2 separate regions of the Homo sapiens genome follow, and region 2 is linked to region 1. A link is a contact called in ENCODE Hi-C or POLR2A ChIA-PET data. All regions are on one chromosome and are shown on one strand. Each heading gives the region's core, a stretch centred on a gene start or an enhancer-like site at or near the end of the contact. The rest is flanking DNA. Distances are from core to core; before and after follow the strand shown. Region 1 has its middle 170 kb from the start of SCHLAP1. Region 2 holds the start of SCHLAP1 (SWI/SNF complex antagonist associated with prostate cancer 1).

Region 1 (6,630 bases), core at 2,277-4,776:
AGGGGGCATTTGAGTAGAGCCCTGAGTGACATGTGAGAGTGAGCCAAGAGAGGATCTGGGGAAGAGCTGCCAGATGAAAACTATGGGATAAACCAGATGGGCGGAGAGGCTGGCATATTGAAGCAAAAAAAGGCCAGGGCCATAGGAGCAGAGGCCCAGAAAGGGCGAGAGGAGAGGGCAGCCAAGGGCAGATTTTCTAGAGTCCTTGGATATTATTCTCAGCATGCTGGGAAGGCATTTGAGAGTACTCAGCAGGGGAGTAACTAGATCTGACTTATCTTTTACAAAAAAGGCTCACTCTGACTGTTGTGTAGATTGAAAGAGGGCAAGTGTGGAAGCTAGAAAAAGCACAGAGCCTTACAATGGATAATTATTCTTAGCAGTTGTGAGATACTACTAGGAGCTCCTTGGTAATATTTAGGAGTTGGGATATGAAACCCAGGTGGCCAATTACCCAGGTAAATATGGGAGCAGAACACCATGGTGATTTGATCCTCTAAGCCTCACCATCACAGTCATTTAGGCAGCTCAAATTAGAAGTCCAGGATTCAAAACACCTATGGCTTATCATCCCTAATATTGAAAAAGGAGAATAAAAAATCCACAGCAAGAAATGAAGTATTTTTCAATCCTTCAACTACAAAAAGAGAAAAATTTGATCAGCAGAAACAACACATGAAATTAACCGCCCAGGTCCACCCATTCCCTAGGGAAATATGTGGCCAGATTGGCCCCATTAGTCATGTATAATCACATAAATAAGACATTCATGCAGGAAGTCACCCTTCACCCCAAAGGAACAGTTAGATGAGTAACAGCATTGGTCACTACAGAAATCCATTTTTTCTTTCACTGTCCTAATACACAGTTTTCTTCTTTCTCCTTACTATTTCCTGTGTTAAATATAAGTGTCCGAGGTTGTTTAATAATAAAAAAAAATACCGTGAAACTCTGCTTCAACTATTCTAATTTATTCCCCTACAGTTAAACGTCTGGTATTTTAAATCTATGTCATTTATTTACTTGTGGTGTAATCATATTGACTGTGACCTAGAGAGGAACGGATAAGTTAATGAAATGCAGAAGTACCGTAGACTCACAAGACCATGACTACTGAAAGGGGTGGTGTTTATGTTTTTGCCCAAATTATGATTTGCAGCCTCTACCTGGCTGAAATTCCATGTAGTATCCCCTCTCCAAGTGTTTCTGATTATTTCTAGAAGGGCTTGTTGATCTCTTAAGACTGGAAAGCTTATTTTAGTAATAGGCTTCCTTGCTTCTGGGAAACTCATTCCCTGTGGATAGTGGGGTAGAGAGGAGTATAGTACAGCAACTACAAACTCAGGCTCTGAATTCAGACTCGCTGGATTTGAATCCTAGTTTTGTCACTCATAGCTACATGGCACTGCACAAGTTACTCAATCTCTGTATCCATTTCCTGATTTATAAAGCAGAAATAATACTACCTCCCTACCTCTCTAGTAATTACGACCTCATTGTAATGTTACCAGGAATAGTTGAGATACAAGCTGAGTATCCCTAATCTGAAATGCTTGGAACCAGAAGTGTTTCAAATTTGGATTTTTTTTTGAATTTTGGGATATTTGCATTATTTTAACCATTTGAGCATCCCAAATTTGAAAATCAGAAATTTGAAATGTTCCGGTGAGCATTTCCTTTGAGCATCATGTCAGTACTCAGAAAGTTTCAGATTTTGGAGCATTTCAGATTTCACGTTTCCAGATTAGGGGTACTCAAAACCTGTATCTATAAAACTTTTACAACAGTGTTTGACATCCGAAAAATGATGGGCAAATATTGTCAGCCATTAGTGTTGTGTCAGGGAGGGCAGTTGATTTCTGCCTATTACTCCTGTTGATGGTGCCATTTTGAGAATGACAATGTCTAGGCCAAGTATCCTGTATACAGGTGTTCCCAAAGCTACCCTTGGTTAGTGTTAAATTCTGGACAGAGGCAGGAAGATTAGCTATCCTTTAAACTCTTGGTCAGGTCTTGTCTCCTGGGCCCCAAACAGAACTACTTAGATCTATCATCTTATCAAGTTTCCGGCCAGTGGTGAACAGTTCTGTTTGTTTCTAATTCTCTCCTCCATTTATGAGAATTCAAATCCAAACCTTGTGCCTAGACAGTTAAAGGAGTTGTTTTCAGCCTAACCACTGTTCCCACAGAGAACAGACCTCATACCATCCTCTTCTTTCTCCTATTGGTTTTTACTTTTAGCTAAAACCATCCCCCCTCCCTTAGTTGGTAAACAAATGCTTCTATACATAACCTTAGAACATGCAGAAGGAATGAGGGAGAGGAATATTTTCTACACTGTCAGTGTCTGGATCTAGTTCAGCCGGGTAATTATGCCCTATTATCGATGTTGGAGTTTTATCTCCCTGGTGGGGTCAGACTTAGATGGCCCATGGTTGTCTGATTTAAAAGGTATAATGTGTTCATTAGAGAAGGCCAAATGTACATTTAAAAACATGAAGGCCAAATATGTATGGCTCAAGTGCAATAAGAATTCTATTTCTTGCTCATGTAACAGTCCAAGGTAGATGTAACTGTTGGGCATCTCACCTCCACTCAGTAATTCAGGCAATGATCTAGGTTTCTTTCCTTTTGAGGCCCTAGACTTCGCTATCATTTAGATCTAGCTCTCTAAAAAGAAAAGGTAAGCCTGCTTCTCTTCGCACAAAACAGCACGCTTCTCTTCCACACACAGTCCACTATGAGTTAGTCACATCTACCTGCATGGTCTGTCAAAGGCATTCTCTATGAAAGGGAAAACATCTTTCAGTGGGCATAGAATTATCTCCACATATAAAAAAACATTTCTGTATTTTATAGGAGTCAAATAATCAAAATGTGTTAACTTTTCATTCAACCTCAGAGCTGGTTTACTGAAAATTAAAACGACTGGTGAGTGATGAGGCAAAACTAAATTTTTTAAAGGATAACTTTAATCAGTATATTTATTCCTCCTGCTACATTCTCTACAAGGAATTGTAATTGAAATAAAAGAAAATATTTGCTGACAACAATTATTAAGTCCTCATTCCAGAAATCAAATCTAGTAAAATTTCACCTTGATTCTAGAAGAAGTAAAGAAGTAAAACGGGGGAACTGAACACCCTCCCACACCATTTTTTTTTTAACCTTTTCCATTATTCAGCCAAGGACTCACATTAAATCTCTGGCAAGTTTGAGAAGGTGGTAAATATCCTGACTTCACTGTACTCATTAGCAATATTTTTAAAGACTACCTTAAATTTTAATAAGTTAATTCAATTCATGCTCAGGGAGTTGCTGGATGTCAATGTGCTAAACAAATACCCCTGACTCAGGCAGCATCTTTTTCTACATTACTAATGCATTACACATAAGCTTTCCTAATATTGGTGCCACTGTGCAAACAGTACTGTCACTTAGAGCCACGTTCACCTTTTGTAAACAAATGATTCAATTAATAAACCTCACCAGGGAATAGTACTTTTGACTTAAAGGTTGCCTTTCTAAGATTGCTTTATAAAACAGTCTTCACATTCCTGGAGCTTATGACCTACGTGCATTTCAGGATTTGCTAATGAACTGCTCAGCTGCTGAGTTGAGTAAATATAAAAGGCCATTTCTCTTTGCTCTTTTCACACCTTTTAATTGGAACAAGTATGTTTTTGGTCTGATTCATACCACTTTCATGTGCTAGAAACTTGTGTGCATAAAAATTTGGTTGAAATTCTACAGGCAGTAGGGGTCACATTTTTTAACGTGGTTGCTTGAATTCTACAGGACAAGGATTAATAGATCATGAGTGGCATGATGGATTTGTTTGAAAATTACATTCCAACCTAAGTGAGTTTTAGCTCCCATAATGTGTCTGTTCATGTTTCTAAAGCAATTATTTCCCAAGTAGAATGCACGAGGTGGCCCAAGGGGGTTAAGAGAGATTGTATTAGTCAAGACTCTTTCTGGTTGCAAGTGATAGAAACACTTCACAAAATGGATTAAACAAAAAATGGAATGTATATGCTCACGTATATGAAATGTCTAAGGTTGAGCTGATTTCAGGCAAGGCTGGTGTATTATTGGGCGTCTCAACAGGAAACAGCTGGCACGCTTATATTAAAATAACCAGAACAGTTTACATACACAAGAAACATTGTGAAGATATGAGAGTAGTGAATGAAAATGAGCTAGAACAGTAACCCAGGGTTAGCAGAAGAGCTGTTACCACCTATAAGCCGAATGATATGAGAGGAAGAAGTTACCAGAACCTGAAAAGAGTCTGACAGAGCCAGCCTGAGACAACCCTATAGAGAGACCCAGAGGATTAAATCCCTCACCTCACCTCTGCTGTGGCTTCCCAGTGCCCAACCCCATCTGAAAACCAGAGAGGCACTCTATGTGGTCTCCACAGGTCAGCCTCCTGGGTTGAGCTTCTGGGGAGAAAGGTGCAGAGTGGTTCTCTTCCACACAGCTAGGTATGATACCCTCAGGACTGGGCTGCCATCTCCTGGATCTTTTCTGTTCTCTCATGGCATTACTAGTAGACATGCTTTCTTTCATGTGTGACAAAAAGATCACCAGCAGCTCCAGGACTAACTCCTAACAGCCTAGCTACCCTGAGAGGGTTTCTTTGACCTAAAAGTTGAATGTAAGTCACAAGTCCCCAGATTAGCTCAAAGATCCTTCCCTGAACCAATCACTATAGGCATGAAGTAGAATACACTCACAAGCCAGCTTTCAATTATGTGCCAAACTCTGGAGCTGAGATGGATTCAGCCATAACTGAACCAAATGAATCGAGTTAGAGAAGACTGGGCCCTCAAAAGGGAAGATAGGGTATTATCATCAGAAGAAAGAGAAGCTGATGCTGGACAGGTGGATCCACTGAATATACACCACTTCAGAGATAAAAGCTGGAAGTAGTGTGTGACCAAATCCACTCCTGGTGCCAATTAAGCACAATAGTCTCTTTTGCTAAGATCCATCCTGAGAAATGTGGCTGTTTTTCCTTGGGATACATCCACTAGAGAATCTGAATACTTAGTTTAAAAAAAAAATCTTTTCTGAGATGCTGATTCTATCAGTTCAGTTCTTCGTTACCTGTTCTTTTCATGGGTGGAAAACAGCCCTTTTCTCCCCTGAGAGGCATATGAATGAGGATGGATGATATTGTTTTGGAATTCTTAACATGGAGCCCTTAGAATTCTAGGGAATTTAGTTATAAACTTTATGTTTCTTGTGAACACTTGCAATTACATAGAAAATAAACAATTTTCATTTTTAAGGGGGAAGAGTCCTTAGCTTTTCTTAGATTTTCAGAAAGGTGATCCCAAAATAGTTAACACCCTTTGCTGACTTATGCCCTTTCATGAACAAATACTCTTTGTGATGACTCAGTTCCTACAGAGAACAGCTAGGAGAATGATTCATCAAGGTCTGAGTTCAAGAGAATCCAAATCATTGTTGTAAGCAGACAAAACTACTGTGTGAAGAGATAATCATGGTCTATAAACAGGGAATAAAATATTTAATTGTGAAAGTCCATATAAATAAATCATTAAAATGATGCCCCTAAAAGTTACAGTGCTTTTATTAATTAACTTCATAATGAAGTGATCATAAGTGTCTAGGGTTAATGCTATTTTAAATAGCAAAATATATTTCTCTTCCATATTAATTTCTGTGCCTGTAAATAATAGCTACTATATACCGCTGCCTACAGCCACACAAATATTTACTTCTTATCATAGCCTTATTGTCCTATGTGTTCATAATATGTTAAACTAGATAATCTGGTCAACTAACAACACAGAGGCTAAGTGACACAATTATGTGCATGTGGCCAGCTCCATGCTCACTGTTGTAATGCTTCACAGGAATAGAACTAAGATTTAAGACCCAAGCAGATGTAGGGGCACAGCAAATAAACCTTGCCTCTCCACCTTCGTTGAACTTTTGGCAGAAGTAAGAGACAGAAACCCAGGAGGAGGCCAACCAGGATGGTACCAGGGGTATGAATGGGGTAAGAGAAGTTCATAAGCCAGATAAGTGATGTTATTTCCTCCCAGAAATGTTAGGAGCACGTATTAGCTTGCTAGAGCTGCTGTAACAAAGTACCAAAACTGAGTGGCTTAAACAACAGAAATGTATTTTCCCAAGGTTCTAGAGGCTAGAGGTCTGAGATCAGGGTGTTAGCAGGGTTGGTTCTTTCTGAGGCTGTGAGGGAGGATCTGCTTCATGCCATTCTCTGAGCTTCTGGTGGCTTGCTGGCAATCTTTGATGTTTCTTGGCTTGTAGAAGCATCACCTTCATCTCTGTCTTTGCACATGCATGTTCTCCCTATTCGCATGTCTTCCTCTGTGCTCAAATTTCCCCCTTTTTTAAAGACACCACTCATATTAGACAATGGGGACCATAATACTCTAGTAAAACCTCATCTTAACTGAACTAACTGCTTCTACAATGACTCTATTTCCAAATAAGTGCACATTATGAAGTGTTAGGAGTTAGGACTTCAACAGATGAATTCAACCCATAGCAAGGCTAAGCCCTTCAAACACCCAAATTCAGATATATAACACTAACTAATAAAATTGTTAATATCATATCAGATTA
Region 2 (6,630 bases), core at 2,509-5,008, 170 kb before region 1:
TTCATTTGATTAGTGTAAATCGAATTGCTGCAAACTGCTCTCTGAACCAACACCACGCTGTTTCAGAGGCGCATTAAGTAGTAAATCAACTTTATTGGAAATGCTGGGTCTCATCTTTTCAGAGGGAATGTTATGTACTTTTTCCAGAGGTGCAATAATTCTTTTACATTTCTGGAGTCTCTTTAGTAAATTGCTTCTGTTTAGTAAATTATCACTGCGCTAAGTAGCCCAAAGTAATGAAAGTATTATATTAAGAAGTGTCCAAAAGTCAGATCCCTGTGGTATTCCCTAGCTTTTAGCCGCATGTATTTAGTTTTCTCTTCTTATCCTCTCAGAGATTTCTCAGATACCTTTGCCAAACTTTTGACAAAGATCTGCCAGCATCCATTGGCCGGGCATTATGTTTTATGACCTGCTTCTGGGCTGTTTTTGGACTAAAAGACTGTCAATAATTAGAGCACAGTGAGGTGTTTAATGAAAGCATGCGATGCTGCATCCCAGGGATGAAAGCAATTGTTTGTGGCCAGAATCACACTTATGTGTATCTGTTGAATTAATTCATCTTCTATGGCGTTTCTCATTATGATAGAAAAATTTATCAGCAGCCTTATAAAGAGTAGGACTGGCTCAGTTTCACTTTTAAATGTGTTGCAATCACATGCTGTGAAGTGTGATTTTAAGTATTGCTCAGAAAACAATATTATGTTAAAAAAGCTCTGTCAGGTAGAAGAAGATGCATTTTAGATATGGAAAGCTTCCTTGATGGGCAGCATAAAGTATGTGTTAGGGAAGCTTTTTTCTTAAAGCAATTTAACCTAGCCCTTTCAACATAAGATGATTACTTCTGCTTTACTGAAAATGCACGTGTATTGAATCTGCTCAAATATGACAGCATGTGTTTTCTAATCTCTGGACATACACATATTAACCATTTTAACTGCCTTGTAGTATGACATTTTAGCCTACATGGTTTTAGAAACAGTCCTTGCTACATGCTTCACCAATTGCAACTTGCAGATTGAATGATCCTTTGAAAGCACTACCATAAATATTTCTGCAAATGAGTGATCTGTTCACATTACATCTGCTAATGCTATCTTATGGCAGAGCAAACAAATAGTTCAGACATCACATCACTGCACACGAGAACAGTAAGGGGCACTCTGGTGGGGTGTAGAACATCGTTTAGAATTGCATCAGTGATTGTCTTTGAGGAGCTAACCTGTCTTTTCAGAGACATATTTCTTGACAGCCTGTCACAGGGAGAGCTATGGATGTTCAGTGAACAAAGAATAATGCTAACATTGTATATGTTAAAAAGCCACAAACTTTAGTCTCAACAGCTTCTGACAAAATGTAAACATTTCCTTAGGGCTAATAGAATTTTGGAAAAAAAGAAGGATCACAAGAGATAAACACACTGACAATTGCAAAAAAAAAAAGATTATCGCATATAATTTATAACATTATTTATAATGAACTTCACAGCTGTTTTAAAATGATGACTGGGAAATTTACTTTATGTCTGAAATCTAAGCAGGTATTATAAGTTTTACCCTGATAGTTTCATTTCTCACAGCTTTCTCAGCAAAAGTTTACCAGAAATTGTTTATACCTTTCTCAGTCCAATGATTATTATTTTTATTTGTGAAACAAGAAATAATTAAAATATTTTCCATTTTGATGTCAATGTGAGATGTACTTCTGCATGAATGGCTAAAAATGGCTGACCTTTTTAAGATCTGTCTTTGCAGAAAAAGATTCATTGTAGTTTTCAAAGGAAAGAAACTTAAATGGGAAATATAACTTTATGTTTTAAAGTAACTCAACAAACTTTGGAAAATAGACCAATAAATTTTTTATGATCAGTCATATCATGTCATGTCATCTTCAGAATGAGTTGATCACAGCTAAAGATACAATATTCATAGAGTCAATCTTCTCATTTCCATAGCACAGCCAATAATCTGCCAATGAAAGGGCCTTTAGTACTCATTTGTACAGGATGCAAATGTTTCGGCTTGGCAGCTTGAAATGAAAGTTTCATTTTTAAAATCAAATAAAGATCATTAATGCTCACATGAATCAACAAATTCTAGAAGTCTTATAACATGTGCTAGCTGCATTTCCCATGAGTTAGACTAAATAAGCTGTTCATTTCTCAGCTATGTTTTTCTGCTTTTGAGATTTTTAAGATGTCATCCTATAGGCAAATAAAACAAAAAAATAAAGAGATTGCTCTGTCAACAGAACTTTCCTGTTCTGAGGCTTACACAAAGGAAGCTTAACTAGTAGCTTTAGTACTTTGTGAAGAAAAAAATTATACTCAAAAAGATGGTTGTGTTATAATTAAGAAAGTTTTTAAAAAATGTTTTTAAAATAGAAAATGGAGCATAGAGAAGTTCTAGAATTTCTTCCAGTTGCACTGCTCACTGGGAGTAGGACAGAGCTCTTTTGATTTACAGACTCCTGCTTTTCCCTACTCTTGTGTCTTCCTCTATGACAATACTAGCTTCTGCTGCAAGGAACGGATGATGTTGGGTGACCTATTGAAATTTCAGCCGCCTCCTTTCTTCTTTTTATTTCTTTCTTCTGATTCCCCAAATTCTTTTCTCCTCAACCTAATACAAATATATTACAGAATAATTGACAGTCTTAGAGCACAAACTACCACTATTATGAGTATCATGAGACCATTATTATTATTATTTTGAGACGGAGTTTCGCTCCTGTGGCACAGGCTGAGGTACAGTGGCATGATCTCCACTCACTGAAAGCTCTCTCCCCCGGGGTTCAAGCAATTCTCCTAACCCAGCCTTCCAAGTAGCTGGGATTAAAGGCACCACCAAGCCCAGCCAATTTTTAGTAGAGATGGGGTTTCACCATGTTGGCCAGGCTTGAACTCCTGACCACAGGTGACCCACCTGCCTCGGCCTCCCAAAGTGCTGGGGTTACAGGCATGAGCCACTGCGCCCAGCCGAGACCAATATTCTGCTTTGAGAATTTGCTGTGGCATAAAATAAAATTAGCTAGATTAATGTTCATAGAACCTTACAGTATTCAAGAAAGTCACTACCAACATTGCCAAATAGATTTAAGCTAAGCACAAAGGGAAAAATATAGAAAAGCACAAATCACACAGTCCTGGTAACTGTCTTCTGAAAAGCTAATATAATTATCCTAATAGGTATATTTGATAGGCCCTTACTGTGCAGAAGTCTGTCCTAGGAGTTAAGAAATAATAGGATTCAATAAAAACATACTCCTCTTTCTTCCGCAAGGAAATTTCAGTCTGACCAATCAGGAGTTTGTGCCACACAGCCAGCACAGTGTTCACCTAGAAAAACTAGTCCAACCAAACAGTGATTCAGGGTACTCCTGTGACTAATTTATATTCTCACTCAGCTGGGGAAAACTCACCCTGAGGACTTGAAATTGTGTCCAGAACTGGTGGGTTCTTGGTCTCACTCACTTCAAGAATGAAGCCGCGGACCCTCGCAGTGAGTGTTACAGTTCTTAAAGGCGGCGTGTCCGGAGTTTGTTGCTTCTGATGTTCAGATGTGTTCGGAGTTTTTTCCTTCTGGTGGGTTCGTGGTCTCGCTGGCTCAGGAGTGAAGCTGCAGACCTTCGCGGTGAGTGTTACAGCTCTTAAGGCGGCGCGTCGGGAGTTGTTCGTTCCTCCCAGTAGGCTCGTGGTCTCGCTGGCTTCAGGAGTGAAGCTGCGGACCTTCGCGGTGAGTGTTACAGCTCATAAAAGCAGTGTGGACCCAAAGAGTGAGCAGTGGCAAGATTTATTGCAAACAGAGAAAGAACAAAGGTTCCACAGCTTGAAAAGGGACCCCATCAGGTTGCCACTGCTGGCTCGGGCAGCCTGCTTTTATTCTCTTACCTGGCCCCACCCACATCCTGCTGATTCGTAGAGCCGAGTGGTCTGTTTTGACAGGGCGCTGATTGGTGCGTTTACAATCCCTGAGCTAGACACAAAGATTCTCCAAGTCCCCACCAGACTCAGGAGTCCAGCTGGCTTCACCCAGTGGATCCTGCACGGGGGCTGCAGGTGGAGCTGCCTGCCACTCCCGCGCCCTGTGCCTGCACTTCTCAGCCCTTGGGTGGTCGATGGGACTGGGCACCGTGGAGCAGGGAGCGGCGCTCATCGTGGAGGCTCGGGCCTCACAGGAGCCCATGGAGGCGGTGGGAGGCTTAGGCATGGCGGGATGCAGGTCCCGAGCCCTGCACCGCGGGAAGGCAGCTAAGGCCCGGTAAGAAATCGAGCGCAGCGCCGGTGGGCTGGCACTGCTGGGGGACCCCGTACACCCTCCGCAGCCGCTGGCCCGGGTGCTAAGCCCCTCATTGCCCGGGGCCGGCAGGGCCGGCCGGCTGCTCCGAGTGCGGGGCCCGCCAAGCCCACGCCCACCTGGAACTCCAGCTGGCCCGCAAGCGCCAGGCGCAGCCCGGGTTCCCACTCGCGCCTCTCCCTCCACACCTCCCTGCAAGCTGAGGGAGCCGGCTCCGGCCTTGGCCAGCTCAGAAAGGGGCTCCTACAGTGCAGCGGTGGGCTGAAGGGCTCCTAAAGTGCCGCCAAAGTGGGAGCCAAGGCAGAGGAGGCGCTGAGAGCGAGCGAGGGCTGTGAGGACTGCCAGCACGCTGTCACCTCTCAAAATGACCCACTGAAAAGCCATATTTTACTGTCTTATCTCCCTCTCCTTGACTCTGAGAAACAAGGGGCTGAAATCCAGTATAACTCCACCTAAATGTATTCTCCTTAGCTCAGGTGTGCTGACTTGTTTCTAATACCACCCAGGGATTCAGGGATACTATTAGTGGTTTACTGTTAAGCAGCAATATCATAACAGGGAATACTTTCCTTGGCTATGGGTCTGTGTTTTGAAATACTATATAAAATACTTATAAGCATTACATCTGATTATTTAACACAGCAGCAGTCTTTCCTTATAAATACACACACACACACATACACACACACACACACACACAGGGAGAGAGAGAGAGAACAATGGAAGAGAGAAGAATATCTGTCTCATACCAACATCTTATGTTGTATCATTTCCCAGGCAACTGATGATTAAAGATAAATATATGCAAGCTGTACAATGACTGTAAACAGCCTATGATTCAGGAATAAACTACTTTCATGAAAAACTAATGGCCAGAATGCCTCTCTATATATGTACTAAGACTTGGAAGGAAGGAAGAAAGGAAGGAAAGAAGGGAGGGAGGAAGGGAGGGAGGGAGGAAACTGAAGAAGGTGAGAAGAGACCTATATTTTCCTACCAAATTAAATTTCCTGCATTAAAGGGAAAAGAAAACCTGGAGGTGATATTTTGGTTGGCCTCATACATCAAAAGGAACATTGTTCAGTTACATCTGGTATCAAATAAAAAGTGTTCATGTAACTTTAAGATTGACTGAGCCCCAATACCCTCTTCCAACCATGGTGAGTGATACTGCAAACTCCCTGGAATCCATTTTCTATCCGTTTGTTCAGTATTTGTTATGCACAACCACTTAGCTATTTGCATCACACAATTTGTATTTTATCATGAAGTTCAACGTCCATGTGCTCTGTGTCTTCTTGTGTGACCCTAAAGCAACTGAGGGAGGACACCATGTTGTGCAGTCTCCATCACTGGGTATCTACTGCATCTACTATCTCCAGCTAATCCAGGAGTAATACACAGTTGTCCAAAATAGAACTTCTTATCATTAGCATCTTCAAATCATGCACAAAGTTTAACAGAAATACATTATGTCCTAATTATACACGTTAGCATTACCAACAGAGGAGATTTGAGGCTCAGTTTGGGGTTCTTTTGGGCTATTGATTATTCTTGCTTTGAAAAACTTCCAGGCAGTAATCATGTCTATGAAAAACTTTGGGACCTTTTCATGAGCTGAAGTTGGGTAGTGCTGTTTTCTGAAAAATGACTTGATTCCTTACAGACATTCATTTGGCCTATATCTGGACAGATAACCATCATTCTGGAGCCATCTCTGAGGTAGACTTGATGTATCCAGTGACCATTTAACAGAAGGAAGAGATAATGGCAGGATACACTGAGATGTCTTTAACAATGACTTGCTTGCATTAAATGTCAGGACAATATGCTTTAACAAAACATCCACAAAACAGAGTTCAATGGGTGTTTGACATAAAAAAATGAAATATTGTGTTAAAGGGATTAAAACTGTGATAAAATCAAACTTGAATCTGTTTAATTTTTTTCATCAATTGTAACTCTTTCTTTTGGTGCAAATTGGTATTGGTTAGCAACCTAAAAATAATAGGATCCAACATGTTACAACAATGTGGCTGAGTGTTCTTTTCAATTCTATTCAGAGAAACAAAATTATAATATTAAAGGGCAGTGTATGTGTGTGTGTTTAGGAACTAGTTTTGTATAATTTTTTTATCATCTTAAAAACTATTATTACTTGATTTGGATGAATTTTGGCCATAGATATCCAAGTTCCCATATTCGTTTTCATCATAAGTCTATTGTTTTAGTTAGAAGCTATTTTTAACCAAAACTAATATTGTATGAACCATTTATGTACATGGACAAAATGAAAAAAGCAGACAATAGCCCAGGTGTCTTAAGAATGCCCTGA

Evidence for each region. A loop is a pair of places that touch in the nucleus more often than their neighbours do. ChIA-PET counts read pairs that join two places held with the same protein, here RNA polymerase II (POLR2A).
Region 2: a map of PC-3 shows a loop between it and region 1 (6-fold over the local background). The contact joins the promoter of SCHLAP1 here to the enhancer-like site in region 1. A Hi-C loop is called at or near these places in 2 of 168 maps with a recorded cell type or tissue (MCF 10A and PC-3). POLR2A ChIA-PET finds 5 or more read pairs at or near these places in 2 of 52 experiments (OCI-LY7 and PC-3).

Annotation. Positions count from the first base shown.
Region 1 is chr2:180,518,272-180,524,901 of GRCh38, reverse strand. No RefSeq gene overlaps it. Among named protein-coding and RNA genes, the nearest start is that of SCHLAP1, 170 kb to the left of the region's middle. Within about 2 kb of position 3,526, at least 2 of the 41 ENCODE cell types and tissues checked have a DNase peak (open chromatin) inside an H3K27ac peak, as active enhancers do; they include PC-3, where a contact is called at or near this core.
Region 2 is chr2:180,689,232-180,695,861 of GRCh38, reverse strand. It overlaps SCHLAP1 (SWI/SNF complex antagonist associated with prostate cancer 1), which reads right to left and starts at 3,758. Exons shown (of 6, transcript NR_104325.1): 1 at 3,421-3,758.